Regions from separate parts of the Homo sapiens genome. Here region 1 is linked to region 2. Evidence: chromatin loops called from intact Hi-C (ENCODE). Cell type or tissue: endothelial cell of umbilical vein. All regions are shown on one strand. Each heading gives the region's core, and the rest is flanking DNA. Links, peaks and the distances in the headings are about the cores only. Region 1 holds the start of MCTS1 (MCTS1 re-initiation and release factor). Region 2 overlaps CUL4B (cullin 4B).

What was found. Hi-C counts contacts between places; a loop is a spot of excess contacts. Peaks named below come from ENCODE experiments on the same cell type or tissue, not always from the same donor. Only the 100,000 strongest peaks of a DNase experiment are listed, where the experiment ranks them.
Region 1: it touches region 2 in a loop (4-fold over the local background); 64 of 110 quality-filtered maps call a loop at or near these places.

The regions. Positions count from the first base shown.
Region 1 is chrX:120,596,557-120,609,500 of GRCh38, forward strand. MCTS1 (MCTS1 re-initiation and release factor) reads left to right here and starts at 7,545. Exons shown (of 6, transcript NM_014060.3): 1 at 7,545-7,691; 2 at 8,851-9,003; 3 at 9,523-9,620; 4 at 11,669-11,802. The coding sequence starts at 7,681. In endothelial cell of umbilical vein, for the core only: no CTCF peak of the experiment used is centred there; DNase peaks (open chromatin) are centred at 7,405 and 8,055; H3K4me3 peaks cover 1,716 bases; H3K27ac peaks cover 2,030 bases.
Region 2 is chrX:120,544,577-120,557,520 of GRCh38, forward strand. It overlaps CUL4B (cullin 4B), which reads right to left. Exons shown (of 20, transcript NM_001079872.2): 3 at 2,560-2,663; 4 at 1,971-2,040; 5 at 868-941; 6 at 1-67. Among named protein-coding and RNA genes, the nearest start is that of CUL4B, 9.9 kb to the right of the region's middle. RefSeq lists an enhancer at 4,845-6,044. In endothelial cell of umbilical vein, for the core only: no CTCF peak of the experiment used is centred there; a DNase peak (open chromatin) is centred at 5,475; H3K27ac peaks cover 3,701 bases.

The DNA.
Region 1 (12,944 bases), core at 2,825-10,824, 53 kb after region 2:
CAGCAGTGGAAACCTTACAGATTAGGAGAGTGGTGTGACATATTTAGAGTGCTGAAGGAAAAACACTGTAACCCTAGAATAGTATATTTGATGAAAATATCCTTCAAACATGAAGGAGAAATAAAGACTTTCCCAGGCAAACAAAAGCTGAGGGATTTCATCAACACCAGACCTGTCCTACAAGAAATGCTAAAGGGAGTACTTCAATCAGGAAGAAAAGGGCATTAATGAGCAATAATCACCTGAAGGTACAAAACTGACTGGTAATAGTACACAGAAAAACACAGAATATTATAACACTGTAACTGTGGTGTGTAAACTATTCTTATACTAGGTAGAAAGACAAAATGATGAACCAATCAAAAATAACAACTACAAAAACTCATCAAGACATAGTCAATACAATAAGAGGTAAATAGAAACAATAAAAAGTTAAAAAGCGGTGGGGATGAAGTTAACGTGTAGAGTTTTTATTAGTTTTTTTTTTTTTTGCTTGTTTGTTCCTTTATGTGTATAGTGTCAACTTGTTATCAGGTTAAAATAATGGGTTATAAGTTATTATTTGCAAGCCTCATGGTAACCTCAAACTGAAGAACATACAATGGATAAAAAAACATAGAAAGACATTATGTCATATCACCAGAGAAAATCACCTTCACTAGAGGAATACAGGAATGAAACAAGGAAGAGTAGACCACAAAACAATCAGAGAACAAATAACAAAATGGCAGGAATAAGTCCTTACTTATCAATAATAACATTGAATGTAAATAGGCTAAATTCTCCAATCAAAAGACATAGAGTAGCTGAATGGATGAATAAACAAGACCCATTGATCTGTTGCTACAAGAAACACACTTCATCTATAAAAACACACATGGACTGAAAATAAAGGAATGGAAAAAGATGTTCCATGCTAATGGAAACCAAAAAAGAGCAGGATTTGCCATACTTACATCAGTCAAAATAGATTTCAAGATAAGAACCAGAAGAAGAGACAAAGAAGGTCACCGTGTAGTGACAAAGGGGTCAATTCAGCAAGAAGATATAACAATTCTAAATATATATGCACCCAACACTGGAGCACCCAGACATATAAATCAAATATTATTAGAGCTAAAGAAAGAGATAGGTCCCAAAACAATAATAGCTGGAGACCTCAACACCCCATTTTCAGCATTGGACAGACCTTTCAGACAGAAAATCAACAAAGAATCATCAAACTTAATCTGCACTGTAGACCAAATGGGTCTAATAGATATTTACAGAACATGTCATTTAAGAGCTGCAGAATACACATTCTTTTCCTGAGCACATGGATAATTCTCAAGGATAGACTATATCTTAGGTTACAAAACAAGTCTTAAAAAATTCAAAAATTGAAATAATATCAAGCATCTTCTTTGACCACAATGGAATAAGACTAGAAATTAATAACAAGGGGAATTTTGGAAACTATACAAACACAGGGAAATTAAACAATATGCTCTTGAATGACCACTGGATCAGTGAAGAAGTTAAGAAGGAAACTGAAAAATGTCTGGAAACAAATGATAATGGAAACACAACCTATCAAATCCCATGAGATACAGCAAAAGCAGTACTCAGAGGAAAGTTTATAGCTCTAAGTGCCTACATCCAAAAAAGAAGAAAAACTCCAAATAAATAATCTAATGATGCATCTTAAAGAACTAGAAAAGCAAGAGCAAATCAAACCTAAAATTAGTAGAAGAAAAGAAATAGTGAAGTTCAGAGCAGAAATAAATGAAATTGAGATGAAGAGAACAATACAAAAGATCAATGAAACAAAAAGATATTTTTTGAAAAGTTAAAGAAAATTGACAAACATTTAGCCTGATTAACTAAGAAAAAAAGAGAGAAGATCCAAATAAAACCAGAAATGAAAAAGGAGGTATTAAAACTGATACTACAGAAATTCAAAGGATCATTAGAGGCTACTATGAGCAACTATATGCCAATGAATTGGAAAATCTGGAAGAAATGGCCAAATTCCTAGACACACACAGCCTACTAAGATTGAATCAGGAAGAAATCCAAAACCTGAACAGCACAAAAGCAAGTAATGAGATCAAAGCTGTAATAAAAAGTCTCCCAGTAAAGAAAAGCCCAGGACCCAAAGGCTTCATTGCTGAATTCTACCAAACATTTAAAGAAGAACTAATACTGATCCTACTCAAACCATTCCAAAAAATAGAGGAGGAGGGAATACTTCTAAATTCACTCTATGAGACTGGCATTACTCTGATACCAAAACCAGACAAAGACACAATAAAAGAAAACCACAGCCGGGCGTGGTGGCTCACACCTGTAATCCCAGCACTTTGGGAGGCAGAGGCGGGCAGATCACGAGGTCAGGAGTTCAAGACCAGCCTGACCAACATGGTGAAACCCTGTCTCTACTAAGAATACAAAAAAAAGCTGGGCGTGGTGACGCGTGCCTGTAATCCCAGCTACTTGGGAGGCTGAGGCAGGAGAATCACTCGATCCTGGGAGGCGGAGGTTGCAGTGAGCTGAGATCGTGTCACTGCACTCCAGCCTGGGTGACAGAGCAAGACTCAGTCTCAGGCCAATATCTCTGATGACCACTGATGCAAAAATCCTCGGCCGGGCACGGTAGCTCATGCCTGTAATCCCAGCACTTTCCCAGGTTGAGGTGGGTGAATCACAAGGTCAGGAAATCGAGACCATCCTGGCTAACATGGTGAAACCCTGTCTCTACTAAAAATACAAAAAAATTAGCTGGGCATGGTGGTATGCACCTGTGGTCCCAGCTACTCGGGAGGCTGAGGAAGGAGAATGGCATGAACCTGGGAGGCAGAGCTTGCAGTGAGCCGAGATCGCACCACTGCACTCCAGCCAGGGTGACAGAGTGAGACTCCGTCTCAAAGAAAAAAAAAATCCTCAACAAAATACTAGCAAACTAAATTCAACAATACATTAGAAAGATCATTCATCATGACCAACTGGGATTTATCCCTGGGATTCAAGGATGGCTCAATATACACAAACCAATCAATGTGATACAGCCTGTCAACAGAATGAAGGATAAAAACCTTCAGTTTCAGTTTGAAATAAAAACCTTTCATTTCAGTTGATGCTGAAAAAGCATTTGATAAAATTCAACATTTCCTCATGATAGAAACCCTCAATATCCGGGGATAGAAAAAACATACCTTAACATAACAAAAGTCATATACGATAGACCTGCACCTAGTATTATACTGAAGGGGGAAAAACTTAAAGCCTTTCCTCTAAGATCCAGAACATGACAGGATGCCCACTGTCATCACTGTTATTCTGAAAGTGCTAGTTAGAGCAGTCAGACAAGAGAGAGATACAAAGGGCATCCAATTTGGAAAAGAAGAAGTCAAATTATCCTTGTTCGTTGATGATATGATCTTATATTTAGAATAAACTAGACTCCATGAGAAAACTATTAGAACTGATAAATTCATTAGAATTGTAGGATACACAATCAAAATGCAAAAATTAGTAGCATTTCTATATGCCAACAGTGAACAATCTGAAAAAGAAATTTAAAAAATAATCTCATTTACAATAGCCACATGTAAAATTAAATACCTAGGAATTGACTGAACTATAAGAAGTGAAAGGTCTCTATAATGAAAAGTAAAATACACTGGCCGGGCACGGTGGCTCACACCTATAATCTGAGCACATTGGGAGTCCAAGGTGGGCAGATCACTAGGTCAGGAGTTTGAGACCAGCCTGGCCAATATGGTGAAACACCATCTCTATTAAAAATACAAAAAAAAAATTAGCTGGGCATGGTGGCACACGCCTGTAATCCTAGCTACTCAGGAGGCTGAGGCAGGAGAATTTCTTGAACCCGGGAAGCAGAGGGTGCAGGGAGCTTAGATCGCGCCACTGCACTCCAGCCTGGGCAACAGAGCGAGACTCTCTCTTGACATATAAAAAAGTCAATTCAAAATGGATTAAAGACTTAAATCTAAGACCTCAAACCATGAAACTACTGCAAGAAAACATTGGGGAAAATCTCCACAACATTGGTCTGGGCAACGACTTCTTGAGCAATACCCAACAAGTACAGACAACCAAAGCAAACATGGGCAAACTGCATTGCATAAAGTTAAAAAGCTTCTGCACAGCAAAGGATACAATCACCAAAGTGAAAAGACAACCCATGGAATGGGAGAAAATATTTGCAAACTACCCATCTGACCAGTGATTAACAACCAGAATATATAAGGAGTTCAAACAACTCTATAGGAAAAAATCTAATAATACAATCAAGAAATTGGCAAAATATTTGAATAGACATTTCTCAAAAGATGACACACAAATGGCAAACAGGCAAAAGAAAAGTTGCTCAGCATCATTGGTCATGAGAGAAATGCAAATCAAAACTACAAGATATCATCTCACCCCAGTTAAAATGGCTTATATCCAAAGACAGGTAATAACAAATGCTGGTGAAGATGTGGACAAAAGGGAACACTTGTACACTGTTGGTGGGAATGTAAATTAGTACAACCACTATGGAGCACAGTTTGGAGGTTCCTCAGAAAGCTAAAAATTGAGCTACCATATGATCCAGCAATCCTACTCCTGGGTATCTACCCAAAAAGAAAGGAAATGAGTATATCAGAGAAATATCTGCACTCCTATGTTTCTTACAGCGGTGTTTACAACAGCTAAGATTTGGAAGTAACCTAAGTGTCCATCAACAGATGTTTGGATAAAGAAAATGTGGTACAGATACACAATGGAGTACTATTCAGCCATAAAAAAATGAGATCCTGTCATTTGCAATCACATGGATGGAACTGGAGTTGACTATGTTAAGTGAAATAACCCAGGCCCTGAAAGACTAACGTCACATGTTCTCACTTATTTGTGGGATCTAAAAATCAAATCAATTGAACTCATGGACACACAGAATAGAAGGATGGTTACCAGGTGCTGGGAAGGATAGTGGGGGGTTGGGTAGTGGGGGGTTGGGTAGTGGAGGTGGGGTTGGCTAATAGGTATTAAAAACAGAAAGAATGACTAAGACCTTCTATGTGATAGCAAAATAGGGTGACTTACATGGTTTGGATGTGTCCCCCCCAAATCTCATCTTGAATTGTAATCTGCATAATCCCCACATGTCTGGGGAGAGACCTGGTGGGAGGTGATTGGATCATGGGGGTGGCTTTCTGCATGCTGTTCTTGTGATAGTGAGTGAGTGCTCACGAGATCTAATAGTTTTATAAGGGGCTCTTCACCCTTTGCTCCACACACTTCTTTCTCCTGCCACCTTGTGAAGAAGGATGTGTTTGCTTCCCCTTCTGCCATGATTGTAAGTTTCCTGAGCCCTCTCCAGCCATGCAGAACTGTGAGTCAATTAAACTTCTTTACTTTATAAATTACACAGACTCAGGTATTCTAGCAGTGTGAGAATGAACTAGTACTGTGACTATAGTCAATAATAACCTAATTGTATATTTTAAAATAAGTTAAAGAGCATAATTGAATTGTTTGTAACTCAAAGGATAAATACTTGAGGGGATGGACGCCCCGTTTTCTATGATGTGCTTATTTCACATTGCATGCCTGTACATCTCATATACCCCATAAATTTATACACCTACTAGGTACCCATAAAAATTAAAAAAAAATAATCCTGCCAGTGTGGCAGTCACCACAGCTTGGGGTCTGGACATCAGTTTCACATGTTCATAATGTCAATATTCTAAATGTTGCAGAGTTGATGGATGCTGGGAATGTGGATTCTCACTAAGGATGTTCACAAGAGAGTGTTGTATAAACCAGAATGCCAATTTATTAATTTACAAATGCAAACATAATTGTTCATGCAGATTTGATTGGAACGTAGCTAATTCTTTCCCTGTGGGCAGATCTTCATGGGAAGCCAAATTATAATCAGAATATTGTTCATACCATAGAATTAAGACAAGGTGTTAGTTGGATCATTTAAATGCATAGTACTGTTTGCTATAATTGCTCTAATGGCCCGTCTCCTCAATATGGACTAGAGTATTTACTCCCTGGGGAGACTGGTGTATTTGTTTTGGATGTCAGTGCCTACCCACCCCACCTCCTGCGTAGGGCCTTTTCAGGTTTTTAAATTTTTCCATGATTTCTTGGCTGATCAAAACCCTTGATTAGGCCAGGCACAGTAGCTCATGGCTGTAATCCCAACACTTCGGGAGGCTGAGTTCGGGGAATTGCTCGAGGCCAGGAGTTCAAGATCAGTCTGGGCAACTTAGTGAGACCCTGCCTGTCTCTACAAAAAATTAAAATTCGCCAGGTGTGGTAGTGCATGCCTGTAGTACCAACTACTCCGGAGGCTGAGGCGGGAGGGTCACTTGAGCCTGGGAAGTTGCAACTCCAATGAACCGTGATCATGCCACTGCACTCCAGCCTAGGTGACAGAGTGAGATGCTGTCTCTAAAACAAAAAACAAAGTGAAACTCTTGATTGGCATAATTTTGTTTCTCTATCAGCTTTATTTTTAAAAAAATTACATAAGTAAAACATGTCTCTTTAGCTATTATCTCTTAAATCAGATTACCTTCTGTAATAATTCTATGGGAATTATTCTACGGGAGCACAGTCATTCACGCTTGTAACCCCAGCACTTTGGGATGCCAAGGTGGGAGGACTGCTTGAGCCCAGGACTTTGCAACCAGCCTGAGCAACATAGACCCCGTCTCTACAATAATAATAATAATAATAAAAATAAAAAAATTAACCGGGCATGATGGTGTGTGCCTGTAGTCCATGCTACTTGGGAGGCTGAAGTGGGAAGATCCCTTGAGCCAAGGAGGTAGAGGCTGCAAGTGAGCCATGATAGCACCACCGCATTCAAGCCTGGGCAAGAGTGAGGCCCTGTCTCAATAAAAACCCGCAAAAAACTTTGGGAGCATCGTACGGTTGCCAGTGAATAAGGTTATAAGATAAAAAACAGGATGCTCAATTAAATTCAGCTAAACAAGCGCTGTATATTTTTAGTGTAAGTATATCCAAAATATTAATGAGGTATACTTACACTAAAACAAATATTCATTGTTTACCTGAAATGCAAATTTAAATAGGCATCCTGTATTTTCATTTGCTAAACCTGGCAATCCTACCAGCACTTTAACATGAAGCCATGAGGGTTGCCTGGATTCATGCTGGTAGGTAAGCACCAATCCATTCGGTTGCCTCAGACAGGACAGAAACCATTCCCTCTAAAAAAATCGTTTACTTTGACGATAGGTAGCAACGAAGCACGGAAGAATCTTGACCCTTTGAGGAACCCGTAACTGACGCAAGTGCCATAAATGCTACTTTGATTGATTCTCCGCCCCCTCCATTCTTCTCTTCCTGCAATTGCTCTATCACTTCTTCCCTCTCAAGTCCCGCCCTTTCAGCTACCTCCAACTGCTGAGGAACCGGTTGCCTAAAAGGAGCCGGCAAAAGCGCCTACGTGGAGTCCAGAGGAGCGGAAGTAGTCAGATTTGACTGAGAGCCGTAAAGCGCGGCTGGCTCTCGTTTTCCGGATAACGACTACAGCTCCGACTGTCAGTGCCGGCCTTCCTCGTGTGAGGGGATCTGCCGGACCCCTGCAAATTCAATTTCTTTCCCATTCCGGGCCCTTCCCTATCGTCGCCCCCTTCACCTTGGATCATGTTCAAGAAGTAAGGACATGCTGTGGCCTCCATCGGCTGCTCACAAAGGCGGTGGGGTGGGGGTGGGGAAGAGGGCGAGAGCTAAGATCCTCTTTCTCTCTCCCCCGCCCCTGCCATCCTGACTCCCTAAGGTTTTCTATAGTACTATGCTCTCACTCCCAACTTGAACACTTCTTTAAGCTTTCCATCCGTAGTCCTTAATTGGGTTTCAGTCCCTCCACTCCCATTGTTTTTTCTCCTTACCCCTCTTTCTCTTTTGCCCCCTCCCCCAATTCTGTCTCCATTCCTAGGGTTCTACCAATCACATCCGTGCACTGTGATTTAGAGGCATATTCTCTGTAGCTGAGAGGGGAGCCCTGCGCTCACTGCCATATGTTTATTAGTTATGAACTGAATAAAGGAAGGCTTGACTTCCTGGGTCATGGGAGTGAAGGAGTCTGGGTGACAGGAAGCAAGCGGCCTGTCATGCCTATTGCCTAGCTGCCAGATTAACCTTGCCTTGAAAATAACGATTGCCCCATAGGCTATTCAGTGTAAGGAAGACAAAAATTCCTTGGGAACCTACTAGTGGGTTTGCCTTCCAGATTTGGTAGACGCAAAAAGCAAAGGGGGAACATGGGCAAAGGAAGGTGGGTTTTGTGCATGAAATTTTGAGCAAAAACGAATAGGGATCTTAGAAATCATTATTATCATCACTTAAAAAAAATCTCAGCAGATTACATAGCCTAGCAGGGGCCGATTTTCTATGTTATGCTTGGGTTGGTCTTTTGTATCTCAAGAATTGAGGGTTTTGTTTTCTGATCTCAGGTTTTATTATTGGTGGGAGCCTGTGTTTCTTCCTGGGTAGAATTGAATAAGATTTTCCAGGAAAGGCATTTGTGTAGCTAATTACAGATTATGGTGCAAAGTATGTCTCATATTCCTCCCCCTAACCCCAGCTAATTGCTGTATACTTGACAGTTTATTTCAATATTGTATTAAGACATTGGTTTTGTGCTGGACAGAGTAAAAGGGAGATGGTATTTTTTTTTAAAAGAACAATTTATTTCATAATTAAGTATCTAAATACTTGGTTGGGAATAAATGACTAATTAGAACAGTACCTTTAGGTATTCTGATACCTCTACTTAGAAATGCCTTTTCTTTTCTTGCAAAAATTACTTGGCAGATTTGATGAAAAAGAAAATGTGTCCAACTGCATCCAGTTGAAAACTTCAGTTATTAAGGGTATTAAGAATCAATTGATAGAGCAATTTCCAGGTATTGAACCATGGCTTAATCAAATCATGCCTAAGAAAGATCCTGTCAAAATAGTCCGATGGTAAGTCTTTGTTTTTGTCTGTGTAAAGCTCGGTATAGCTGAATATTTAATGATTAGATTGCACTCATACTAAATGGAATTATTTTCAGATTAACTATTGATAGATTAATAATGGGGTAGACACAGAATAACTCTAAAACTCCAATATTTGTATTTTCAAAGATTTTCTATGTCCCTGAAAAAATGTGGCTTTGTGTATTGATTGTTCTAGTAAAGAGTTAAATGTTTTAGTTCAGAGTTGGATTTAATTTATTTCAGTTTGTTGTTTAGAGAATTGTTTTATTGAATTACCTAACAATGGAATTAATAAAATGTGAAATAAAATTGGTTGTAGCAGGTAATATTTTTCTTTTTTTCTCTACTGGACTTGCATGATAGGAAAAACAATGTAAACAATATTTTTTGGCCAGGATTTTTACTGACTTTTTAAGAAAGTTTATCACTGTATATGCGTGTTTTATATTGTGAATTTTTGAAAGAAAATATCTAACTTGGTACTTTGTGACATTTGTCTTACAGCCATGAACATATAGAAATCCTTACAGTAAATGGAGAATTACTCTTTTTTAGACAAAGAGAAGGGCCTTTTTATCCAACCCTAAGATTACTTCACAAATGTAAGGTTTTTTTATTTTTATTTTTTGAAATTTTACTCCTATTGCAATATTCAAATGTAAAGTCTTGTAAGAAATATGCATTTAATCAGATAAGACACTGCTGGGGGAGAAAAACAGAAATATGCATTTGGGAATACTGAAAGACACAAAAAGAGTTTAGAGTGACTTCTGATAATTGACTCATTATTTATTAGTACTAGGTAATAATGGATGTAAAACTAAAATGAATGCCCATCTTGTGGTAAATCTGAAAAATGCAGATTCTCTCATGCATTCCAGAAAGCCCAAGAAAGATCATTTATTAATTCATTCAACAAATATTTATTGCCGGGCACGGAGGCTCACGCCTGTAATCCCAGCACTTTGGGAGGCCAAGGCGGGTGGATCACCTGAGATCAGGAGTTCGAGACCAGCCTGGCCAACATGGTGAAACCCCGTCTCTACTAAACATACAAAAGTTAGCCGGGCGTGGTCACAGGTGCCTGTAATCCCAGCTACTCGGGAGGCTGAGGCAGGAGAATCACTTCAACCCGCGAGGCGGAGGTTGCAGTGAGCAGAGATCACGCCATTGCACTCTAGCCTGGGGAACAAGAGCGAGACTTAGTCTCAAAAAAAAAAAAAAAAAAAAAAAGACAAATATTTATTGAACTTACTATGTGCTAGGCATTCAGCTAGGTGCTGAGAATACAATGGGAAGCAAAGACATTGTCTCTGTCCTTAAGAAACTAATAGTCTAGTTTGGAGAATAAACAACAATTAGATAATTACGCAAATATGTATTTACAAACTGTGATAAGCATTGTGAGCATTTTCATCTTTTATATTTGTATCTATTTGCCTAATAGAGAAAAGTCTATATATGGGAAAGCATTGACTAAGTGTCCTTCCGTCCAGGTATTTCCTGTGATGTGTGTAAATGCATTTTTTTTTAAAATTGGGCTCTCTGTTACATAGTTTTTAAAAATTGATACGTCATAGCTGTACATTGTCTGCTGTTGTGGTGCCTGTATCCCCCACCACCTATATATATTTATAATAGTTGTACATATTTTAGGGGTACATGTGATATTTGATACCTTTATACAGCGTGTAATGATCAAATCAGGGTAATTAGGGTATCTGTCACCTCAAACGTTTATCTTTGTGTTGAGAAGATTACAATTCTTCTAGCTATTTTGAAATATAGAGTAAATCATTGTTAAATATAATTTCCTTATTGTACTCTCGAATACTAGAACTTATCGACCTGTATTTTTATACCCCTTAACCAACTTCTCCTCATCCCCTTGTAGTTTTTTTTTAAATTAACAGGCTTTTATTTTTTAGAGCAGTTTTAGGTTTCCAGAAAAAGTAAGCAGAAAGAATAGAGTTCCCTCTCCCCAGTTCAGATTCCCCTATGAATAACATCTTGTTTTGGAATGATACATTTGTAACAATTGAACCAGCATTGATACATTATTATTAACGCAAGTCCTTAGTTTACATTAGGGTTTACTCTTTGTATTCTACAGTTTTATGGTTTTTCCCAAATACATGTCAAGTATCTACTGTTAAAGTATCATACAGAATGGTTTTACTGGCCTAACATCCTTTGTGCTCCACCTATTCATCCTTCCTCCCCCCACTTCCCCAACCCCAGGTAACCACTGATCTTTTTAATCGTTTTTTTACTCTGCGTTTTTCACTTAACATTATATCACAAAAATTTCCCAGGGCATATTAAGTAGTCTCCAAAAACCATAGTTTTGAAATTACGGTTTTTGGAGAATACTTGGGATGCTGAGGCGGGAAGATTGCATGAGTCCAAGAGTTCAAGGTTATTGTGAGGTATTGATTGCTCCACTGTACTCCAGCCTGGGTGGCAGAGCAAGACCCTGTCTCAAAAAAACAAACAAAAAAGATTACCAATTTGGTAAACAAATGATAGTGTTTCAGAGTTTTCTTTTGTATCTGTCAGATTAATTTGGGGAAATACTGTTCAGATCCTTTGCCTTTTTCTGTTGAGTCATTAGTCTTATTATTAATATATTGTATATCTTTTCTTACAGATCCTTTTATCCTGCCACACCAGCAGGTTGATAAAGGAGCCATCAAATTTGTACTCAGTGGAGCAAATATCATGTGTCCAGGCTTAACTTCTCCTGGAGCTAAGCTTTACCCTGCTGCAGTAGATACCATTGTTGTATCCTTCCCAGGCTAAAACTGCTGAAAAATGTATTCATTGTGCTCTTATCATTACTGCGAAAGGTGTACCATCCAAGAGAACATTAGATGTACTTTTTTGAAGGTTACTGTTACTCTTATCTCATGCCTTTCTGGTTACATTTGAAGTTGTACAAAGTAATTTTATTTGTTGCTACTAAATTATCTCATCTTAGGTCGTTTCTTAGAAGTTAAATGAGAACAAGTTACAGAAGAGTCTCAGCTGCATTTCAGCCCAGTCAGGGCCTACTGTTATCAGACTTAGGACACAATAGGGAATTCTTGATTACTAGGGGAAAGGATATAGATGATATAATTGGATCAGCTTTTTGGATATCAACTTGCCACTGTAATGTTCATTTTGACTTACTGACATACGTTGGAGTGAAAGCTCTCAAAAGGGAAAAGAATTTAGGCACCAGGTATAGGTATCTCTTACCAAGCAACAATTTTGTGTTAGGAGTGAATAGTGGGAAATATTGGCAACCTCCAACTTTTATTTTGAAAATTAATTATTTGAAAAGTTGAGTTTGGGGGCCTCAGAGCACGTTTTCTCAAAGAGAAATGTCAGAGTCCCAGATGGTCCTTAAAGATCGATTCAACTCATGACATAGCTGAATAATTCTGCATTATTTCCATTTCTACCATGCTGTTTCAGCTATTTTCTGGATTAAATAGATTTTTGTGACTATTCTGGACAGGAGAACATCTTCTCCTTTATCATAGCTAAAGTAGCCATTTGCCTCGGGTATAGAAAAGGAATGGTACTTGGTGGGAATAGGGAAACTACTTTTAGAGTGTGTTTATCTTATTTTAGTTTTTGAGATGGAGTCTCGCTCTGTCGTCCAAGCTGGAGTGCAGTGGCACGATCTTGTCTCACTGCAACATCTGCCTCCTGGGTTCAAGCAATTCTCCTGCCTCAGCCCCTCGAGTAGCTGAGGTTACAGGCACCCACTACCACGCCCGGCTCATTTTTGTATTTTTAGTAGAGACAGGGTTTCACCATGTTGGTCAGGCTAGTCTCAAACTCCTGACCTCAGGTGATCCACCCGCTTTGGCCTCCCAAAGTGCTGGGATTACAGGTGTGAGCCACCACACCTGGCCAGGGGTGTGTTTAAGAAG
Region 2 (12,944 bases), core at 1,653-9,652:
AATTGTCTTATTCTGCACTTTCTGATCACTTATAATATGAGCCCTAAATAACTCCAGTCCCATGTCCCTAAAATAAAAAACACATATAACCTAAATTAATTGACAATACCACTTCTGAAGAGGTTTGCTTAACTTCTTACCACATGTTCCCATGCTAATTAGGGCTCCAGGGCTTTGAAGCAGCAATTGTCAAAAAATAAAATCCACACATTTAATTTTGAATAACATTATTAGATTAAAGAACACAGGAAACTCATTTTGCCTTTACTGAGAATTGAAGCTAAATTCCTATTTTCCTCCATAACTAAGTTTTGTTGTATTATTTCTTTTTGTGGATTTCTTCTTTGCTCAAATCAACAGACAAAATTAGTTCTAAGACATAAAACAGTTTTCACTGTACTGGTATTGAAAGCTTATTTGGTTATTTATCAACTGGTTTCAATACTGAAGAATCAGTGAATTCTGATCATTGCTGTAGGCAGATGATAGGTACATGGGAGGGGGAAGAGTTCATGATACTATTCTATTTTCGTGTATACATGGACTTTTGCATAATGTTAAATGAGTGAACTCTTGATGGTCAGCAGCAAAATGAATCACAATCATAGACATTCCAGAGCAAACTTTAGTCCCCTCGGCTAACAAAAAACTTCTTCATAAATTAATATATGCCCAGGGAATGTTAGCTATCTTCAATATTAGCATAGGCAACATATTATTAGGAAGATAAAACTGCTACAAAGGAAAGTCTAGAACCAAATGTGAATTTTTAGAATATTCACAGTATAGCTTATACACTTTCATTAGTGTAATTAAGATTTGAGTATGATTTGGAACAATCTTTTCATATTTTTCTGGCATCCTTACCAAATGGAGGGTAGCATTGAATTCTGAAGAACGTAAGTTCTATCCAGAAACAAAAAAATGCTCCTGATCATGATCTGCCAATGAAAAAAAAAGAAATCAAACAAGTTTTGTATGTTGTGAAGCTGAAATATTTGCTTTCAATAAGAATAAAACTGAAGAGTTTGTCTGTATATATATTACATTACTAAGATCAAACATGCAGATAAACACATCTATCTGAGAATATGCCCATATAGTTTTTATTACTCAACAGTCAATCCTTTTTGTGTTTTCTAGAAAAAAGACACTTAAAATGGCCCTCTGATTTACTGCTTGAGAAGTAACTGAAAAATCAAGGGGACGCTCATATAATTCTTCCTGCGCCACAGTGCTAGGGAATGAAGCTGCCTTACATTGCACATGTGAGGGTTTTTATTGGCAGGGGGTGGGGGTGGGGAGGGGTGATGGATTTTAAGATTTTAATCTGTAGAATATAAGGTATAAACCAGATTAAGAAAAATGGAAAAGGTTGTTATCTGAATAAACTAAAACACAGGACCATCAGGCACCTTCACAGGTAATCAAATAGTGGACAGGATAATCATCAAGAGAGAAAAAAAAATAAGAGTGACAGACGAAATGTAGCTTTTTAATGAATGAGATAAATACATTTTTGGTAAGTGTGACAAAAATAAAAATGAACCTAAGGTGCAAGACATTCTGAAATGCAGGTTTACCTGTAACTTGTGGTTTTAAAATAGAAAACTCAACCAAAACTAGTTTCCAATTCAGAAAAGGAACTTGGGAGGAAGAGTGGGAGGGGGGCGAGGGATAAAAGACTACAATGGTGCAATGTATACTGCTCTGGTGAAGGGTGCACCAAAATCTTACAAATCACCACTAAGGAACTTACTCATGTAACCAAATGTCACCTGTACCCCAATAACTTACGGGAAAATAAAAAATAAATAAATTTTTAAAAAAAGAAAAAAAAAGAAAAGGAATAGATATTGAAGCAATCTCCCTATTGCTAAGTTTTAAAAACTAACATTCCTGTATTTGAAGAAATGTTTTTAACTATTAATACAATGTTTAGCCGAAATACAATACTTTTTCCAGCTTACCATTTGTCTGCAATGGTTTTGCCAGCATCTATCAATCTTCTTTAAAAAAAGAACGCTATCCAATGAATCCCTGAAACATATGTTAAGGATATTTTAAAGCGTTTGGTACAAGTCATATGTGCCATGTGACAGAGAGCATATTAGTCTTAAACATGAATACCTTGCACACTAAGTGAAACTAAATGGCACTTGATTATGCACCAAAGTGCTATTTCCTAATTTGTAAAAGAAAAAAAAAACATAGTTTATACTAAAAAACACCTTTAAAAACAAGTCTTAGACATAACTGAACATCGTGTTTTCAGTTTACTATTTCCCTTAGGAGATTATTTTTCCTCAAGTGGAAATCTGATAGGGCAAAAAGGATAAAGACATAAGGACATCTTATTTACATGAATACCACACGTAGTCCTGGACACGAATTAAGGCTGAAAAGTCAAAATGTGTTTCTTTCTCGAGAAACACAAGGCACAAAAAATGACAAACCTACAAAATACAGGCATTCTACTTCAAGCTGGGTTAAACAGTGAGGGGTAGGGACAGAGAGGAAGACAAAACTATTCACGATTTTTTGTTTTAAAAAGGATATTCTCTGAATTGATGAATCTGTGCTTTGATGTGATCTTCGCAGATCTGTCTCAGCTGTTTGTACAAGTTTGCAGAAATCTTGTAAGAACAGAGATTTTCTACAGCCTGCAAGGTTAAAATACTTTCTTAAGGAGAGGATGAAGGATTTCTCAACTATTTACATCAGATTCTTATTAATTTGATATTTCTACCACATCAGCTTATTAAAAAGGGTTATTCATCCACTTAAGACACAAGGTAAAACAACAAAATATATCAATGTGGGTGGCAAACTTTCTCATAACCAATGCACTGTATCAAAAAAGAACAAATTACAGGTTTAGCATCTTTAATCTAAAAATCTGAAATCCAAAAAGCTCAAAAATCTGAAACTTTTTGAGTGCCAACATGCTGCTCAAAGAAAATCCTACTTGGGCTGGGTACAGTGGTTCATGCCTGTAATCCCAACATTTTGGGGGGCCAAGGTGAGAGGATTGCTTGATGCCAGGCTAGAACAGCCTAGGCAACTGTGATGGTTACTACTGAGTGTCAACTTGATTGGATTGAAGGATACAAAGTATTGATCCTGGGTGTGTCTGTGAGGGTGTTGCCAAAAGAGATTAACATTTGAGTCAGTGGGCTGGGGAAGGCAGATCCATCCTTAACCTGGTGGGCACAATCTAATCAGCTTCCAGTGAATATAAAGCAGGCCAAAAAAAGTGAAAAGGAGAGAAGGGCCTAGCCTCCCAGCCTACATCTTTCTCCCATGCTGGATGCTTCCTGCCCTCGAACATCAGACTCCAAGTTCTTCAGTTTTGGGAATCAACCTGGCTCTCCTTACTCCTCAGCTTGCAGACAGCCTATTGTGGGACCTTGTGATCGTGTAACTTAACACTTAATAAACTCCCCTTTATATATATCTCCTACTAGTTCTGTAGTTCTGTCCCTCTAAGAAAACCCTGACTAATACAGAAACAAAGCAAGACCCCATCTCTACAAAAAATTTAAAAATTAGCTGGGCCCAGTGGTGTGTACCTGTAGTTCCAGCTATTTAGGAGGCTGAGGCAGGAGGATCACTTGAGCCCAAGAGTTCAAGGTTGAAGTGAACCATGACTACGCCACTGCACTCTAGCCTGGGGACAAAGTGAGACCTTGTCTCAAAAATAAAAAAGCTGTCTTGTTTAAAATGTTAATCATTTTCACAAGCAGAGCTTCATTTTGGGTTTAAAAAAGAATTTCACCTGTTGTTTATGTATCAGATGGGTTGGGCAGTCCTACTACAATTGAATTAAAATTTACTTAAACGTTCTTGGATTTTCCTGAACAGAACAAAGCAGAAATTATTGCTAGTAGTATGATAATGAGTATGATATAATACCAAGGAATTTTCTCCAACATTTCAGTTTAAGAATAGTTAAATATAGATTTTAAAATCTGTGGCTGGGCGCAGTGGCTCATGCTTGTAATCCCAGCGGTTTAGGAGGCTGAGGCGGGTGGATCACTTGAGGTCAGGAGTTCAAAATCAGCCTGGCCAACATAGTGAAACCCCGTCTCCACTAAAAATACAAAAATTAGCCGGACATGGTGGTGCACGCCTGTAATCCCAGCTACTCAGGAGGCTGAGGCAGGAGAATTGCTTGAACCCAGGAGGTGGAGGGTGCAGTGAGCCGAGATCACACCAGTGCACTCCAGCCTGGGCAACAGAGAGAGACTCCATCTCAAAAAGGAATAAAATAAAAAATAAATAAAATTTGTACAACTGAATTAACGCCAATTACAAAAGAAAGAACTGCATTTTTACTTCACTTTAATAACTGAATTGGTCTTCTTTTATACTCAGATTCCAGAAGGATGACCTTCAGATTTCCGTAAGTTTCCTGTTATGCATATATAAAAGACTTTCAAATTTAAAACAACAGGCATGCTAAAACTCTTTGGGAAAACTCTGATATAATCTATAATTCCAAGTGGTAATGACTTAAATGTAACACCAGAATTCCTTTCTCACCACAACAGAAGAAAAAAATTCCATTAAAATGAACTCTAGGGGGGCATCCAAGTTCTGTGGGTTGGAGTGGAATTTTAAAAATATGTAGTTAGAAGTCACATTCCCAATATGCAGGTCCAGTAAATAAATCAGCAAATGAAAAGAAAGCTTGGCAGAGCGCGGTGGCTCACGCCTGTAATCCCAGCACTTTGGGAGGCCGAGGCGGGCAGATCATGAGGTCTGGAGTTCGAGACCACTCTGACCAACATAGTGAAACCCTGTCTCTACTAAAAATACAAAAATTAGCCGGGTGTGGTGGTGTGCACCAGCTACTCGGGAGGCTGAGGCAGGAGAATCTCATCAACCCGGGCGGTGGAGGTTGCAGTGAGCCGAGAATGTGCCATTGCATTCCAGCCCAGGCAACAGTGTGAGACTCTGTCTCGAGAAGAGAAGAAAAAAGAAGAGAAGAGCAGAGCAGAGCAGAGCTTAAAGGAAACCTCTTACACCACGAGACAAGTCACCACACCTCATCAGGAAACAGCAGGCCAATTAGATTGAGCAGCTATGGAGGAATAAGAAGGCTGAGACCCTGCTGGCCTGCCCACTTTTCACGTGACCTGGGGCTAGGCCACAAATGCTTAAGGGAATTTACATTTATTTCATGTGCCTCTCTGTTCACACAGGTCCTTTGTGGACTGTCCCCCTTCCACCTTTAGTATTCCTCTCATTGTATCTCACCGTTCCTTCTGAATGACTGTTTTCTCAGCATTTCTTATCGCTTTGCTTAGATTCTGTCATATGACTTAGTGCGTACTTCATCTTTCCACATTGTGCACTTCCGGTACTTCTCTAAGTCCTATTTATCCCATTTCCTTCTGCTATGTTCCCTTCTCAAATAAAACAGTTCTCGGCACATCTACTTATCTTCTCACACAAGATACCATATTCCCTTACTACTCAATTAGGTCCCACTTCTTCCAATAAGTTCTTCTTAATTGACTCAGCTACCAGTGACTCACATGGCACTCGCACCCATCATACCACACTGACTTAGTCATTGAGTCAACACTATTTATCTCCCAACCACTGGACACTTCTTACACAAAACTACTTATCTTTTTATGTGTATATCTTGTCTCTCTGACTCCTTAATGACAGAAAGACATTGTGTGTTCATCTATCTATAAGTTCTTTAATACTTTTTGAGCTTTGAACCAAGTGAATACATGAAGTATTCAAAAAAAACTCTAGCAATGTGTCCTGCACATAGAAAGGGCTTCTAGTATGAGAAAAGTTGCCAGAAAACGTGTAATTACGATTGAGTGTGCTAGATGCTATGATGAGGATAAGCAGAGAGATGAGGCCCCTAACCCAGCATTTAGGGGAGGGCAAGTCAGAAAAGCCTTCCTGGGAAGAGGTAAAGGGACAGAGTCCCAAAGACCCACAGGGAAACAGATAAAAAGTTAGTGGAAATAGTGAGAAATCGAGAATTAAGCTGGGCTTTACAGCACAGAGTCTCACCTGTGTTTGGCTGGAGGGTGGTTTAAGAACTTTAAGGCAAGAAAGGCAGGAGCATCTAAGGTGAGTTTTGAGGTCAAGTTCGGAGGGAACATTCTGTTTTTCTAATTTAGCCTTGACTGCTTAACCTATAGACCGGATCTAGTCATTTTCCTTCCTCAACAACCTTCCATCAAGCTTTTCCTGTACTGTGATGGAGCAATCTCGTAATAGGTATAAATAAACAAACAAAAAGAACTATCCGGTACATGGTCTGCTATCATTTATGTAAAAAAGGAACAAAATAAAAACATACACAGTCGTTTTACGTATATAAAACATCTCTGGAAAGATACCCAAAAAACTAATAATGTCTGTCACAAAGAGAACTAACTAGGGGACTGGAGGATGGGGTGGAAGTGAGACTTCTCACTACATGCTCTGCAATACTTTCGGGGCTTTGAACCAGAGGAATATATCAGGTATTCAAAAAACTTAAATACTTGCCTTCCCCAATAAAAGCCTTTCTAACTTCCCCACCACCATACTTTTTAGCATGGTGTTCAAGGCAAATCTTACCACTTTCATCTCATGTCTGATTATAACTTTTCTTTTTTCTTTTTTTTTTAGATGGAGTCTTGCTCTGTCGCCCAGATTGGGGTGCAATCTTGGCTCAGTGCAACCTCTGCCTCCAGGTTCCAGTGGTTCTCCTGTTTCAGCCTCTCAAGTAGCTGGGATTACAAGCATGCGCCGCCACACTCAGCTAGGTTTTTTTGCATTTTTAGTAGAGATGGGGTTTTACCATGTTGGCCAGGCTAGTCTCGAACTCCTGACTTCAAGTGAACTGTTCACCTCAGCCTCCCAAAGTGCTGGATTACATGCATGAGCCACCTTGGCCACCCGATTATAACCTTTCACACATCCTTTGATCCAAGTACTCTACTTTTCTCACCTTTAGGCAAGATTTGGAGTGGTGTCTGTAAAACAGTGGCTTCCAAAATGTTTTGACCCAAAGCCACAGTAGGAAATCTAATGTCACAATCCATCATACATAAATTTATGTAACTAAAATAAAATCTTCACGAACCTACACATCATTACTCTATGTGATGCATTCTGATATTTGCTATTTCATTTCTTTTTAAAAAATGCTGGTCACGAACTATTAATTTCATGAACCTATTAGAACATAAGTAACTTAGGGTAGGTACTTATGCTCTCTTACTAGTACTAAGTGCTTTCCATAACCCCAAGGTATCAGTCCAGTTTTGGACACAGTAAGCAGTCATGGATTGAACAAGGAATGACTGTTTACTAAGTACTCTTCATCCTATTACATGCTGGGATGGAAACAGGAATAAGAAGGTGTTTGAGATAAGCTCTATTTTACTCTAGATCTTTGAAAAGCACTTTTACAAATATATTCTTTTAAATATTATGTATTTATTATTTATGTATTTTTACATATTATGCATTGTTTTATTTAAATATTATGTATTATTTATGTATTTTTACATATTATGCATTACGTATTTATTATTTACACTAATAAAACACTTTGGGAATCTCTGGAAGTAACCTCTTGCCTCACAAACAACTATTTGTAATAAACAGATTCTAGATAACTGCAACCTCTGCCTCCTGGGTTCAACCGATTCTCATGCCTTAGCCTTCCCAGTAGCTCGGATTACAGACACGTGCCACCACACCTGGCTGAATTTTGTATTTTTGGTAGAGACTGGGTTTCACCATGTTGGCCAAGCTGGTCTTGAATGCCTGACCTCAGGTGATCCGCCCACCTTGGCCTCCCAAAGTGTTGGGATTTCAGGCGTCAGCCACCGCACCCAGCCTTACAAGTCTTTTTAATAAAACTATCTTTTTATTTAAGCTCCCACTAATTACCAGTAAATATGCTGCCTTAAATCCTTTGAAGGTACTTAGGTATAAAATACAGGCATTCTAGCAAGCTTCTAACCCTTATTCTTCCAAATCCCAGCCCTTCCCCTCCAAAATCCACAGGATACATAAAAAATGTGTCTTTCTTCACAAGGATGAGCTAAAAAAAAGTGTCTGAAAAAAAAACACAGTCAAAAAATATATATAAACGTGTAGCAAATGACATATGCAAATATTTACTGAACAACAGACAATAAAAAAGATACTGAATTTCCACCAGGGTGTTGAACTCTGGTCACTGGTCTAAGGAGTGGAGTCTTAGTTTTCGAGCTATGTTTACAGATAGTAAGTAAAGCACATAACAAAAAATTCAACAACTGATATAGCAATAAGATCTACATTATCTCTCTTTTTATGTCAAGTAAATATGGCTAAGATACTCTAAGTATTCAAAAACTAAGAATCTGTTTAAAGGAAACCAACTATACAATGAAACCTAAACTCCTTTTCTTTTTACTTCCAGTAAACAGGACTTAAATAAGACTGAAAATTATCAAGGACTAAGAATTTGTAAGTGCACATTTTAAAATTTTTTATTATTTAATAATCTATTGTATATTTCAAAATAACAAAGAGTAGAATTTTAGTTGTACATTTTAAAAAACAGCAACAATAGTACTGATTAACGATTCAGTAAAAAGAGAAATACATAATACATAATAGACTAAGCTTTAAGACATCAACAGGGTGACAAAAGTTACACAGACTCCAACAGCTAGTCATCAACAATGCTAAGAATCTAACTGCTTTCTTAATAATCACTGACTGCTTAAGCAACCAGATTTTACAATTGATAATAACCTATACTATTTGATTCTAGTCCTGTGGTCATCTACTCTATAAATGAATCGTTAATAGAAAGGTTCATCATTTAAGGTTTATTTCACAAAAAGGTAACTACAGTTCCCATTATTAATAATAAATAAAATTATTTTCATCAGAATTGAAGTATGGCCTAGGCTTGACTTTAAAAATAGCTAGAGATTTATAGGAAAGATAAATGTTACACGCTCCTGTACAAACTTCCAGCATCTCCAAAAAAGGTAGCTGATCTTAAACACTGTAGTAGGCCAGACATGGTGGTTCATGCCTGTAAGCCTGGCACTTTGGGAGGCCAAGGCGGGATGACTGCTTGAGGCCAGGAGTTCGAGAACAGCCTGGGCAACATAGCAAGACCCCCATATCTCTATTTAAACAAAACAAAACAAAACACTGCGGCTACTCATACAAAAGTTGAGAACATGAGCTCATAATAGGATTATGAAAATAATCCTATTTAAAATATTACTTATTAATAGTAAAAAAACTCACACCAAAACCAAAATTCCAACTGTATGATACCACATGTGAAAACAAGACACATTCTTTTTAAGCGTAGAGGGACACTGTTCCTAGAGAGTTCCTGTCTTTTTCTATTATTTTTTCAATTTCGCTAATGGTGTCTACTGAAGCACATTTGGAATGTAATCTATTTATCAGACAGCTGCTCTGGCCCAGTGTAGATTTAGAATTTAAAATCGTGTGGCTTCAGAGCTCTAAAATAAAATGTAATTTTAAAATAAAGATTTCTTTTCTAAAGACTCAAATATCTACTATCATTGATGACACATACCAATATATAGCAGGAACTGTGATAATTACTTTTTTGCAATATTTCATTTACGTCTAAAAAACCCTACCATATAGGTAGCCGTTAGTCTCACCATCTTGTAAATGAGGAAACCAAGACTTAGAGAAGTAACTCGCCCAAAGTTATATGATGAGTGACAGATTTGTAACCTAAGGCAGGCTGGACAGCTCAAAAGTCAGTGCATTTAATCAGTCTTATTTGCAGTCAATTAAAAACAAGCACGCAAACAAACAAAACAGTCAAATGAAAACATTAATCACTGCCTCACACCCACAGGATCTCAAGGTTGTCAAGGAAAGATAATTTTAAAACTCAGGTCCAATTCTAATTTAAAATTACTTTAAAAAGACAATGTTTGCTTACTGCAAGTGTACTTAGAACAGCATGTTCTTTTATAGAAATTAAAAACTTAGTAGGCAGTACATGCAACCCACACTAGGGACTTCCATACTTAAAGCTTTAAAGCAAAATGTTTTTTCATGCAGAAGTAAGTTCTAAGCAGATATATGCCAGTAAGTGTTTACCTCAGAGAAAGAGGGTGGGACAGGGGTTTGGAGAACTTTTGTATAACTACATATTTCCACATTATTTCAATTTTAGAAGAGTACTTTTTCTTATGTTTTTATTTCCCACTCAGGTAGATTGAGAGAGTACTTCTAATTACGTTTCAATGAGTCAAAATCAAACAAGCACCTGAAGTCCAGATTATATGAAATAGCTTTACCTCCTTTATCCTCCTGTTTGAACTTGAACATCTCAAAATAATCTTTCTGAGAACAATCCAAAGGAACATTTATAAAATTAAGGTCAAAAACAGTAAAAGAGCTAAAAACCAATGCTTTTGAATTCATTATAGCAAAAGCAGTAAGGTATTATGAAAAATGCAAACAGTGAAGTTATAAGACTTGTGACTAGGCTAAAGAAATGCAACTGAACAACAGCAGGTAAAACTTACGAAGTACAAGAAAACAAAAACAAGAGATGCAAGCTCTATGCTCTTGAAAGAAAAAGATTTAACAGAATCAATGTATCAGGAAAAGTATTTTCAAATCAAAAGCTCTGGAAAAATATTCAAGGTAAAGTAAATAGGGTTAATTAATAACCACAATAAACATTTGTTACAAATATGGAATATATAAAATATTATTGAAATTAAATATGCTGTATACCAGCATATCCAAATAAACACCATATACTATCCAAATAAACACCACTTATGCATGCACAGATAAAAATACTACTAAAATTATAAAGAGCTTTTTCCCTAAAGTAAAACAATTTAATTGTTTCAAACACTGCACTACAGTGGTATTCAAAGTACCAGGGTATATTAGTGAGGTGGTACAGGAGTAAAAGTGCAATGAACTAGAAATCCAGCATCTCAGTTTGAGTTGCCCCTGCTCTGCCAATATGTGACTCTGGGCAGGTTATTCAACTTCTCTGAGACTCAGTCTCCTCATCAATAAAGTGGGGATAGGCCAGGCGCGGTGGCTCACACCTGTAATCCCAGCACCTTGGGAGGTGGAGGCGGGTGGATCACTTGAGGTCAGGAGTTCGAGATCAGCCCGGCCAACATGGTGAAACCCTGTCTCTACTAAAAATACAAAAACTAGCAGGGCGTGGTGGCAGGCGCCTGTAATTCCACCTACTTGGGAAGCTGAGGCAAGAGGATCACTTGAGCCCGGGAGGTGGAGGTTGCAGTGAGCCGAGATCACGCCACTGCACTCCAGCCTGAGTGACATAGCAAGACTCCATCTCAAAAAAAAAAAAAAAAAAAAGTGGGGATAGTAACTACTACCCTACGTACCCCAGAAAGGGTTTCCATAATGCTTATATGAGATAATACGAGATGAATCCCCTTTGCAGGCTGTCATGGACACCACAAAGAAAAAATATTGGACCACATGCTCTCTTAAGGCCTTTCCAAGTCAGTTTCATATTTTGGCTTTTATTGTTGTACATTTTAAGAGACGCATATATAATACGCCAAAAGAGCCATATGAAATGGGCTTATTCTTAAGTAATAGCTTAGTACTACAACTACTAGCCGACATTTGCATAGCATTATAATGCTTATAATGTTACACGGCATTATTACTATGTGTTGTGCACTGATTTGAGTATTTTGCGTGTACTAATTTTCACAGCAACAGAAACTGGTGATCTCAATTGTCATACTACAAGTGAAGAAGCTATAATGTGGCTTGTAAAAAAGTTTGACTCGTGATACCATCTTATATTTGTAAGATTATAGTGCCTGGAGGCGTTTTCCACAAATATCTTATTTGATTCTTATCAGCAACCTTGTGAGACAGGTAGGGCAAACTATTATTTCCTCTACTTTAGAGAGGAGGAAATTTAAATTGAGAGTGACGGCTGGGTTTGGTAGCTCATGCCTGTAATCTCAGCACCTTGGGAGGTTGAGGTGACAAGACTGCTGTAGCCCTGGAGTTCAAGACCAGCCTGGGCAACATAGCAAGACCCCTATCTCTTAAAAAAACAGGAAAAAAAACTGAGAGGGCTTTAGTACCTGGCCCAAGATTATGAGGGTAACAGCAGTCAAAACTAGATCCCAAACCCATCTTCTGACTCCTAATCCAGGTTTACCCATCACCATACTAGCTCTGCAACTAAAATATACAAATACTGATAAATAAAACCAACATAATTTCTTACAAGGTACTCATCAATACAAAAATTCAAGCTATTGTACTCTGAAGTATATATATATTTTTTTTTTTTTTTGAGATGGAGTTTCACTCTTGTTGCCCAGGCTGGAGTGCAATGGTGCAATCTCGGCTCACCGCAACCTCTACCTCCTGGGTTCAAGCGATTCTCCTGCCTCAGCCTCCTGAGTAGCTGGGATTACAGGCATGCACCACATTGCCTGGCTAATTTTGTATTTTTAGTAGAGACGGGGTTTCTCCATGTTGGTCAGGCTGGTCTCGAACTCCTGACCTCAGGTGATCTGCCAGCCTTGGCCTCCCAAAGTGCTGGGATTACAGGTGTGAGCCACCGTGCCCGGCCTGAAGTATCTTTTAACACCAAATCCCTGACACTCTAATGAAAGTAACTTCTTGAATTGGTTGTGTGTCAAATACACAGTAGGGAAAAATTTCTTGGTAGCAAGGGATTGCCCTTAGGAACTGCCCTTAAAATTATATTTAAGTGTAAGGACCCATTTGCTAAGTAAAGAATCTGAACCTCAGACTAAGCTGCTGGACTACAAACTGCTACTCATTTCTGGGCTAAGGTGCGTCTTGTAGCCCAGGTATTAGAAAAATGTAAAGAGCAAGAAAAAGAAATGGCAAAGTCTACTATTAAGAAGGAGGTAGAA